Linked DNA regions of Homo sapiens: region 1 is linked to region 2. Evidence: chromatin contacts called from ENCODE Hi-C or POLR2A ChIA-PET data. All regions are on one chromosome and are shown on one strand. The core of a region is the stretch at or near the end of the contact, and the rest is flanking DNA. Distances in the headings are between cores, read along the strand shown.

The links. A loop is a pair of places that touch in the nucleus more often than their neighbours do. ChIA-PET counts read pairs that join two places held with the same protein, here RNA polymerase II (POLR2A).
Region 1: a map with no recorded cell type shows a loop between it and region 2 (4-fold over the local background). The contact joins the enhancer-like site here to the promoter of PSD2-AS1 in region 2. A Hi-C loop is called at or near these places in 1 of 37 single-sample maps with no recorded cell type. POLR2A ChIA-PET finds 5 or more read pairs at or near these places in 4 of 52 experiments (GM12878, activated T-cell and naive thymus-derived CD8-positive, alpha-beta T cell).

The regions. Positions count from the first base shown.
Region 1 is chr5:139,785,002-139,790,065 of GRCh38, reverse strand. It overlaps a transcript of PSD2 not described here. Among named protein-coding and RNA genes, the nearest start is that of PSD2, 8.3 kb to the left of the region's middle. RefSeq lists an enhancer at 1-24 and silencers at 1,809-1,958, 2,339-2,528. Within about 2 kb of position 1,970, at least 17 of the 41 ENCODE cell types and tissues checked have a DNase peak (open chromatin) inside an H3K27ac peak, as active enhancers do.
Region 2 is chr5:139,743,779-139,749,397 of GRCh38, reverse strand. PSD2-AS1 (PSD2 antisense RNA 1) reads left to right here and starts at 3,175. Exons shown (of 3, transcript NR_105053.2): 1 at 3,175-3,204; 2 at 4,139-4,228. It also overlaps a transcript of PSD2 not described here. RefSeq lists enhancers at 65-712, 1,410-1,519, 2,658-3,305 and silencers at 1,110-1,159, 4,829-5,422.

The DNA.
Region 1 (5,064 bases), core at 721-3,220, 42 kb before region 2:
TCCTGCAGACACACCGGTCCCCTCCCTGTTCCTCCAAAGCACCAGGGACACTCCCACCTCAGCGCCCGCCCGGCCCCGTGCTGCTCTCTGCCTAAAACACTCCTCCCCCAGGTATCCGCACCGCCCACCCCTCACTTCCTTCAGCGCTCTCTTCCAATGTCACCTTTTCTGACCACTCTACTAAAATTCTACCCCCTCCTTCATCCACATCTCCCATTTCCCCGCCTTCTTTTCCTCCATAACACATATGTATATACCATATGCTTGTCCTTTCTGGGAATGGTCTGTGTCCCCACCACCGCTGCCATCACTAGGCCATAGGCTCCATGAGGGTAAGAATTTTCCTCTCTCCCTTGTAGATTCCCAGGGGGCTGGAACAGTGCCTGGCACCCAGTGGGCATTTACTGAAGCACTCATATAATGAGTGCCCACTATTCCTAGTTTGTTGAGTGAGTTTCTTTTTGTTTTTGTTTTGTTTTGTTTTTTGTTTTTCTTTTAGAGACAGGAATACCCAGGCTGGAATGCAGGGGCATGATCTCGGCTCACTACAGCCTTGACCTCCCAGGCTCTAGCGATCCTTCCTTAATAAAGGAAGAAGTCAGCTGTAAATATTAGAAGGGCTTCGAAACACACAAACAAACAAAACCTGGTGTGTGACTGCAGCTGGCTGGTGGGTAGGGCTACTTCAGTCAGGTGTTCAGCGAAGGCCTCTCTGAGGAGGTGCCCCCAGGCCGGGCAGGTCTGCCTCTATCACAGCACATGTCATACTGTGTCGTGACTGTCTGGACTGGACACTCCATGAGCGCAAGGACCCTGCACACTCCCTCTCAGTCCCCAGCTCCTCCCTGAGCCCAGGGCCTGGATGAAGTTGGTATCCAAAGAGTGATGAACCGAAGAATGAATGAAAGAGTGAGTGGCCAGGGACAAACGCATGCCTGGGCCGCAACCCTGACAGGCCCACAGTAGGGAAACCGTGCAGTCAGGAGCCGGGGCAGGGAGCCACGGAGGCCTGGGGAAGATCCCTGGAGCCCCCGGTCTGGTCTGCAAACGAGGACAACGTGACCCACCACTCCCATGTTAGCCAGGAGGGAGCGTGGGGAGGACTCACACTCTTTGCTCACTGGACAGCCCTGGCTGTGGGGGCCAGCAAGGCTGAGGTAAGGGGCCAGTCACCTGGAGGAGAGCAAGGCCACGGGCTGGAGAAAGGGAGACTGCCCAAGCTCTACGACCTGCCTGTGCAATCCCTCCCCCAGCGACGAGGCCCGGCCAGCATGGGGCCAGGGCTGGTGGACAAAGCCCCACAGGAGTGCCAGGGACTTGCAGTGCCGAGAGCCAGCCGGCAGCCGGCCGCCGGCCCAGGGCCCCGGCAGAGCCTGGCCCAGAACGGCATCTAAGGGCCTTTGTGGGCCTCCGGGAGCCTGTCCAGGAGAGTCCCGGGAACTGGCCGGGGTGGTATGGGGTGGGCAGCCCGCGCTTCCGGAGGTCCAGCTGGCCGTCCAGGCCTGGGTTGATGGGGGTTAGGGGGAGAAGCCCCTTGTGCCCCCCCCAGTCTCTACCCTAGTGGAGGTCACCCCACCCTGTCCCAGGAATTCGCAGCTGCTAGAATTAGAGTGGCCAGTCCGTGCCATCACCCGCACTGAGGCCCAGGGAGCGGGGCGCGCGGCGCGGTTAGGGTTGAGTTCGGGTTGAAACTGACCCTCCCCTTAACCCACGCGCTCCTCCAAGAAGCTGGGCGGGGAGAGGAGGGCAAGACTTTTTCCAAAATGAAGGGACACGGGACATGTCGAGTCCTGCCCAGGGAGGAGCGGCCAAGCCGGGAAGGTTCCCGCAGGGGGAGCTCGGGCTGGGGGAGCCGGGCCAGGCCTGGGCACGGGTTCGGGGGGGGGCGCGGGGGGGGCGGGCTCTCCGCCTCCCTCTGCTGGCCAGACGCAGAATTTCCAGACTCCCCGCGTCCCAGTGCCCAGCACTGCGCGGAGTCTTCCGCGAAGCGCAGCCCCGCTCGCCCGCACTCTGAAAGGAAGCGAATACAGGTCATATGGGTCATCCTCCTACCGCAGCACCAGGCCCAGCGGCGCCCCGAGTTCAGCCGCAGGCACTCAAAAATCAGCCTGCGCGTCGGGATCCCGCCCGTTCTCAAAGTCTCCTATCCGCTCCAACCCGGGTATTTCCTCAACTTTGCCCAGGCTGTCTCCGAAGGCCGTGCCGTTACACAACACGGATGGAAAACAGGCTCCCCAACTATCCCATGGTGACCCAGACCCCCTCTTCCTTGTGCCAGAGACCACAGAGAATTGAGAGGAGTTCACGCACGGGTCCCCGTGCAGCGGGAAAGATCGCGGGTCTAACTGGCCGAGATTCAACAGGCCGCCCAGCCCAGCCCCTCCCGGCCCTGGGAAGGCCAGCGACGGGGGCTCTTTTGGGGTCGGGGCGCCACCTGCTGGTGTTTTTGGAAACTGCACCCGCGGCACCAGGCGGACTCCTTAGCTGGGAGAGAACACCAACAAACGCTGGTTGTGGCAGCTGACTGCTGCTGAGAGTGTTCTGTGAGCCAGGCTCATGCTGAGTTCTTGCCACGCATGACCTCATTTCACCCTTACAGCACTCCTATGAAGTGGACATGATTGCCATTTTACCTATGAGGACACGAGCTCAGAAAGTTCAGTGACTTACCCCAGAGCACCCCTAGTAAGTGGCAGAGCCCAGGCCCCCCTTCGTCTGTGCTGGAACTGGGCTTTCTGTTGCACTGGGGCGTGGGGGTGGAGTGGAGGGGCAGAATCCATCTCAGCTTAGCCTGCAGCTCAGGCATGGTAGGAGCCCTTGGTCTTGTTTGCCCCGTTCATGCCCATGACCTTCTCCGCTGACAGCTTGAGAGCGCTTCTAGGACAAGGCCAAGGCAATCTGTTTTCATGCCACCTCCATCTAGCACTGCTAAGTGAGTGCCCTCCATGTGCTCAGCCTCTCTCACTTGGGAAGACCACTGGGGCCACACATCCCACACACCCCCCAGGCCCCAACCCGTCCCTCCTCACTCCCCGGTTCGGATGCTCGTGGAGGTGTACTGTAAGTGGTTGTGCGAGTGACAGAATCCCAACTCAAACTGATCAGTGAAAAGGGGTTTCTCTAAATGGAAAGTCAAGTTTAGGAGTAGGTCAGGCAGTACAGAAGAGGCTTTCAAATGTGATCTTTCTCCACATCTGTAGCCCAGTGCTCTTCTGCACTGCCTTCATTTCCAGGCAGGCTCTTCCAAAAACGCGTCAAGTTGGCTAAGGCAGGTCTGAGCTTACGTCCAGCTTTGAGGGAAGAAGCCGTCCCCATTCCAACAGTGCAGTACAAGCAGAAGTCTCAGGACTCAGTCTCATCGGCCCAGCCTGGGCAACATGGTGAAATGTGAAATGCTCCCAGCCCTGAACCAATCACTGAGTCACCAAGAGTCACTGCCCCTTTGAAGTGAAGCCTGGAGTCAGCCGCAGGTGATCCACCACATGGACTGACTGATGGTGGGTGGGGATTTGTCCCAAAGGAAAATGGGGGAATGTTTCAGGAGAATGGGGACAGCTGCTGCACAGCAAACAGCTCTAATGTCCATGACACCTGGGCATACCAGAAAGCCACCTTTTCTTGACCCTAACTCATTTTAAAAATGTATTTATTTATCTATTTATTTATTTTTAATAAAGCGAAGCAGGGTCTTGCTCTGTCCCCCAGGCTGGAGTGCAGTGGCAGCGATCTTTGTTCGCTCCGGTCTCAACCTCCTGGGCTCAGGTGATCCCCCCACCTCTCTGCCTCCTGTGTAGCTGGAACTACAGGCACCCGCCACCACACCTGGCTAATTTTTGAATTTTTTGTAGAGACAGGGTTTCACTATGTTGCTCAGGCCGATCTCAAACTCCTGGGCTCAAGAGATCCTCCTGCCTCAGCCTCCAAAAGAGCTGGGACGACAGGTGTGAGCCACAGCGCCCAGGCTATTTATTTATTTTGAGACAGGGTCTCACTCTGTCACCCAGGCTACAGTGCAGTGGTGTGATCACAGCTCACTGTAACCTCAAACTCCTGGGTTCAAGGGATCCTCCTGCCTCAGCCTCTCAAGTAGCTGGGACCGCGGGTGTATGCCACCACTCCTGGCTAATTTTTAAATTTTTTGTAGAGACAAGGTCTCCCTGCATTGCCCAGGCTGGTCTCAAACTTCTGACCTCAAGCGATCTTCCCACCTCAGCCTTCCAGAGTGCTGGGATTATAGGCGCGAGCCACTGCACCCAGCATCTAACCCATTTTTAGATTGGAGACCCCTTCCCACATTATCATACTTCCTTCCTTCACTGATTCATTCAACAAATATATATTGAGTCCCTACATGTACCAAGCACTATTCTAGGTGAGCCATATCAGTAAACAAAAAAACACAAAAATCCTTGCCCTCCTGAATCATGCTTCCAATGGAGGTGGGAGGAGAGAAGAAACAAACATAATAAGTAAGTGAAGTATATAATATTATAGACAGTGACGAGCATCACAGGGAAAACAGGCCATCAGGAAGGCAATGAGGGCCGGGCACGGTGGCCCACACCTGTAATCCCAGCACTTTGGGATGCCAAGGCAGGCAGATTGCCTGAGGTCAGAAGTTCAAGACCAGCCTGGCCAACATAGTGACACCCCATCTCTATTAAAAATACAAAAATTAGCCAGGCATGGTGGTGCATGCCTATAGTCCCAGCTCCTAGGGAGGCTGAGGCAGGAGGATTGCTTAAACCCAGGAGGCAGAGGTTGCAGTAAGCCGAGATAGCACCACTGCACTCCAGCCTGGGCAACAGAGCAGACCCTGAAAAAAAAAAAAGGAAGGAAGGGAGGGAAGAAGGGAGAAGAGGAAAGGAGAGGAGAGGAGAGGAGAAGAGAAGACAAAGAAAGGGGATGAGAAGGGTAGACAGAGTGAGAGGTGTTCCAACTTTAAATAGAGTATTATCAGTGGGCACTTTGAAAGGATGAAGTTGAACAAAAGACAAGAAAGAGGTAGGCTGGGCGAGGTGGCTCACGCCTGTAATCCCAGCACTTTGGGAGACTGAAGTGAGC
Region 2 (5,619 bases), core at 1,926-4,425:
TGCTTCCACCAAAGCTGCCATCCAGCTGAGAAGATCAGGACAACACACCCAAATCAGTCAGAGAAAATGCAATCAGACACTGGAACTCTGGGAGAGAAGGATCCTGGAGGGCTGGGCAGTCAGGAAGAAGTTCTCAGAGGAAGTAACCTGGGGCTGAACTTCAGAGATGGGAGAGTGAAGCCAGCCAGAGTGGTGGGTAGAGGGCATGCTAGGGGGGAACCGACTGAGCAAAGCCCTGGAACAGGAGGGTGCCCTACAGGTCAGGTGGGCCTGAGTGTGTAAGAAGCAGAGAAGCCAGCTGGGGTCGGTTGGGTGCTCCAGGGGGCCTGACTTACCCTGGGGAGACGAAGGGGGAGACTGGATGCTAACTGCCACCTTTAAGGAAGGACTGTCTGCCCTGAGGCCCATCCCACCTGCACTCCATCCCAACAGAAGTCCCGAGGATCCGCAGGGGGCCACTGACACCCACCCCTATGTATTCACCCCCCCCAACATACCCCAGGGCTCCTAGAAATCAGGTGACTGCTCCCTTCTCTCTTTATTTATTCTCTGTTTTTTCCCTTTTCAGGAGACGATAATTATTCAGATCATCGCGGTGATTTACTCGGCAATCAGAGCCGCTCGATGCGGTGGCCGCGGAGCCGAGACAGACGAGCATTGCCTAGGAGGACGGGCCGGGGGCTCAGCGCCCCTCCCTCCCACCTGCCCGGCCTTTGTTCTCTTCGAGGTCTGCACCCGCGCTGCCTGGCGGGCAGTGGAGGCGCCCACCCGCGCGGACATGGCAGCAAGCTCGGGGTCTTGGGAATGAGTGTGCACATGAGTTCGCCCGGGGGAGGGGAGTTTGGGGGCTCGTGTGTTGCTGGGTGCTGGCTTGAAAATGATGGAGTACCTGTGTGCATGTTTGGGGGTGGTAGTGGTGGTGGTTGGGAGTGTACTAATGCACGAGCATTGCGGTCAGGTGTGTAATTGGAATGTGTGCACCTGTGTGATTACCGGGGGCCTAGGGTACATCTGTCTCCACAGGCTTGTTCAGAAGTGCAATGGGCAGGTGCCCAAATATGTGTATTTTAGGCACATAGCGGGGAGGAGAAGAGAGTTGGGGCTCTTGTGCTGAAGCTGTCTGAGGTGATCATGGAATCATGGATGTGGCAGGGCTGGGTTCTAGCTCAGCCTCTCGAACCGTGTCTGGCTGGGTAGGTGGGGTGGGGGCGGGGGAGTGTGAATCAGCTCAGATCCAAATGCCGAGTTTTCCTGGGTCAGTGCTGGGGCCCCGGGGGTCACGTGAATACAGATGTGGCTCGGTTCACAGGCTGTGTTCACACGTGTCCGCAGACCTTCGCCCCCTCCCGCCCGCGGGCTGGCGCAGTGACGGTGACCTCATTACCGCCTCCGCAAAGGCCCCTTGAAATCCCTGCGCCGTCGCATTTGGCTGCTCAAAGTGATGGGAACGGCCTGAGCTTCCTGATCAATCGCTTAAAATTCAGGGTCGGCTCGCTCGCGGGAGAGGGCTGCCTGCCAGCCCCGCGCACCGCGCTCTGCCGCCTCCCCCTACACCCCCTCCTTGCTTTGGCGGGGCGATGCTGTCGTATTGGAAAACATCCCCGCGCTGGCTGGGGGGCCCGGTGGGGCCAGCGCTGGAAGCCGTTCCACTCGAGCAGATGGCTGTGAAACTTTGGCGGCGAGATAAATTGGGTCTGACGGCGTGAGGCCGGCTCACAGATGGGCGGGATTCTCACGCCGGCCCCCACGTCCGGCCGGGCTGCGGGCAGGGCCGACACCGCTCAGAGCCCCCTTTGGGCACCCGCCTCGCCAGCACAAGCCTTCAGGAGGCCACCCATCCGGCAACAGCCTTCCTCAGCCGAAGGCGCCCTCCACCACATTCCTTCCGGCCCCAGATCTCCCCAGAGACGAGCCCAGAGGGAGGGACAGCCCCCAGCCCCCGCCCGGTCACCTCCGCCAAGCTGGCAGCTGGGCTTTCCCCCTCCTCTGCCATCCGCAGAGGCCTGAAGCGTGAAGGTTAACAGCTGGGGGGGAGGCTGCGTCTCCCTCTCTCACCCCCGCTCTGCTGCAGCCCCGCCCACCTGCCAGCCCAGGGGATGTCGTAAACAGGGCTGTGAGGTGTGTGTGTGTGCGGGGGGTTGGGGGTAACTGAAGGGGGGGAGACAAGAGAGAGTCAGACAGACAAAGAGAGGAACGAAAATGAGCAAGAGGCGAGCGGAGACCTGAGCAGAGACTGAGGGACAGAGACAGCTAGAGACAGAGACAGGCAGAGAAAGAAATGGAGATGGAGATGTGGAGATAGACACGGAGACACCCAGAGAGAGAAGGGAGGGAGGAGGAACCTCAGAGCCAGAGAGGAGACACACAATGAAAGTGGGAGGAGGGCGAAGGACCGGGCGAGGGGACAGGATACTGGCAGAAATGCAGGCTGCCTCGAGCTGCGGACGACCGTGGAGGGTGGGGACGAGCCGAGGTTGGGAGCAGGGTGCGACCCTGGGCTACCCTCACTCCTGCACCCACCACCAGGGCTGGGAGCCAGAGCGAGGGAGCGTCGCTGCCCCTGGGTGCGCCCTCCATCGCTACGCCACTTGCCCGCCTCGGCTTCCCCGGGAGCGCTAGATGAAGGGAATGGCGGGGTTGGGGAGCCGTGGGGGTCAGGGGGTGCTGCGCGGCCATCACACTGCCGCAAAGCCAGCCTGTCTAGCAGCCTCCCTCGCGCATCAGTCCAGCGGGCAGATATCGATCCCGCCCAGCCAAGCTCTATACTCGCGGCCTGCAGCCCGTTCTGTGGCGGTCCTACAAAGAAGCGGGGGTGCCTCACTTCTCGGGCCTCCCCCGCGGGGGATTCTGTACCAGAATAACACCCCCGGGGCCAGGGTCAGGGCGGCACACTCGCCCCCGCCTGTCCCAGCGCGATCCCATTCGGCGGGCCCAGGTAGCCTGCGGCAGGGAGAAGGCTCGGGTGACCCCCCAGCCCCGCCTTCTGCAGGGCGCGCGAGGCCAGAGGAAAAAATCTTCGCTGAGTTGATGAAGTTGAAGTTTCGTTCAGGGCGTGAAGGAGACAGCCAATCAGCGGGCCGTTATTTACATGGGCTCTCTGATTGGCTCTCACGGTGCCTCTTTAGAATGTTACTTTGAGACCTTCACAGAACGAAAAGCCCCCCGCTGGGGGTGGGGGAAGGCTCAGAAGCTCCAAGGTTTCATGTAGGGCTCCCCAGGCCAAGCTTTGAGGGAAGATGGGGAGCTTAGATATAGTTTTGTCCAGCTTTCACGATACAAATGACCAACTTGAGTCTGGAGAGACAGAGAGGTGGAGCTTGGCCTGGATCCAGGAGATGAGTTCGGCCTAGCGCTCTGCAGTGGGCCCACCACCCCTGATACCTAGACGTGTGGTCACCTTGGCGGTGGGGAGGAGGGGCTTGGTCCTGGCAACCCCTCTCATCCAATAGCAAGAGAGGGGCTGATTCAATGGTTTGAGGGGGCAGGAGCAGGTAAACCTGGCGGTGTCGGTCTTGTTTGTGACCGGACAGTGTGGGTGGTACCATCATGTTGGAAACCCCGCAAATAATGCAGCCCCAGAGGCAGGCCAGGCTGACCCTGAGGTCATGTTTCACTTGACAGCCTGGGCAGGCACACGTGAACACAGGAGACCCCCAGGCGGGGGCCTCGGGGCCTCAAGAAGTGGGTTTGCTCTGAAGGGAGTGGCACTGGGCAACCCGCAGCAGCTCCGCACTGCCCCGCACCCGCACTACCGCATCCAGCAGACACTGAGTCACTCTTGGGGACGGGGGCGAAGTCAGGACATTGGCAGCTAGGAGCAGAGAAGTTCTCTCAGAAGGCCTCCACCCTGCCTTCCCCACTGCGTCGGCCCCGCCCACCCATGCTGGGAAAAGGGCCCCCTGGGGTTGCCATTCGCAAATCCTGCCCAGTCTCCTGGCCCACACTCCTCCCCAGGCGACTCAGCATAGATGACTCAGGACTTGGAGTGGGGCTGTTAATGGGCAAATGTGGTGGTAGGGGGGCCTGAGTGTGTGGCCGAGGCTGGAAAGTCCCTCCACCATCTGCCTGTGGCAAATTGAGGGACAGGTAGGAGAATTCACTCTAGTGGGGTTCTAACCCTGCCCCAATTCTTTCACAGTGACACAGCCTGGAGACCCAGCTCTGTCACTCAACTCTACATAGCCTTCACCCAGAGCCTGACAGTGTATATGAACAAGAGGCTGTGCCTGTGAGTACTTGCGTGCCAGCAGCTGGCCTTGTGACATGCCCCTGTGGGACCTTGGGCTGCAGCATCAAGTGCTAGGGCAAACACCTTGTTTGCAGAAGACCCAAGGACCCCACAGCCAGTGCCAGGACAGCTAAGAGACTCCACCACCTGCCACCCCCCAGAACTTACCCTGCTAATGAACCAAACTTGCTGTGTGACTTTGAGTGCAGCTCGCACATCTCTGGGCCTCAAACTTCTCTGTAAAACCATGCCCTCCTGAATGTACCATTCCCAGTGGTGGCAGCTGCAGAGAAATCACAATAGCAGGGGCAGGGTCCAAGAAGGGCCTGAGAAGCTGGTTCAGCCTGTGGTCTGGGAGCCAAGTGGGGCAGGGACAAGATTGCCAAGTCCCACGGTTCTCACCAATTCTCATAATCTCATCTCTCCTCTTGTCTTCCTGCCCGCCTCATAAATAGCAGGAGGCTGGGCTGGGTCTGGGGCAGGAGCGGGGAGCTGCATGTGTGCATTTGTGTGTGTGTGTGTACACACACATGGGGAGGGTGTGAGAGCCTTCCCCCCACCCCCGCCGCTGCCACCATCGTGCTCTGAGAAGCTGAGATAATCCCTCGCCATCTGTCTTGTGTTGCTAACCCACTCAGCCGGACAGCTGCCCGGGCCACAGCTCTACAGGCGAGCAGGCGGGGGAATGAGGGGCATGGGGGGAGCTAGCCAACTCTGAGGACCAGGCAGCAGGGACACTCAGTCCTCCCATCCCAGAATACCCCTGCTCTAGAAAGGGAAAGTAAAGTCAGAGAGGGGACAGGCAGGACTTCCCCCATTCCTGCTTCTGAACCTGGGAAGGATTGGAGGAGTGGAGACCATTCCCTGGTCTGGGAGTTGGAGGCCGAGCCTCCCAGAATGCAGGAAGGTGATACAGGATCACCGTCTAGCTTATGTTGTTATGAGCCCACACAGATCACTGTGATGGGAGGGGTGCAGTAGGACAAGTCAGGCCTTCTGGGCGCAGGGAAGGGAAGAAGGGGTCGTCTCATACTTCCCCAGCCTCCAGACAGGCCAGTGTCCCAGGCCTCCAATGGTCAACTTCCCAGAGCCAGGAGGAGAAGGCAGGCTTCTAGGATTTGGGGTGGATAATGCTTAGTGTACAGGCCCATTGTTCTGATGAGGAAACTGAGGCTCAGAGAGTGAAGTGACTTGCCCCAGCTCACCCCATGAGTGGAGGAGCTGGAACTTGGACCAGACATCAGGCTCCAGCAGCCCTAGCTCTGCAGCCTGTTCTTTCTGCCTGCTCCCCATCATCAAGCCCCTCACCCTGCCTCACCTTCCCAACTTGTGGCTATCCCATCCTGGGGCTCTGATGTTCTGTCAGCTGAAGCCCAGCAACCAGACTCTCA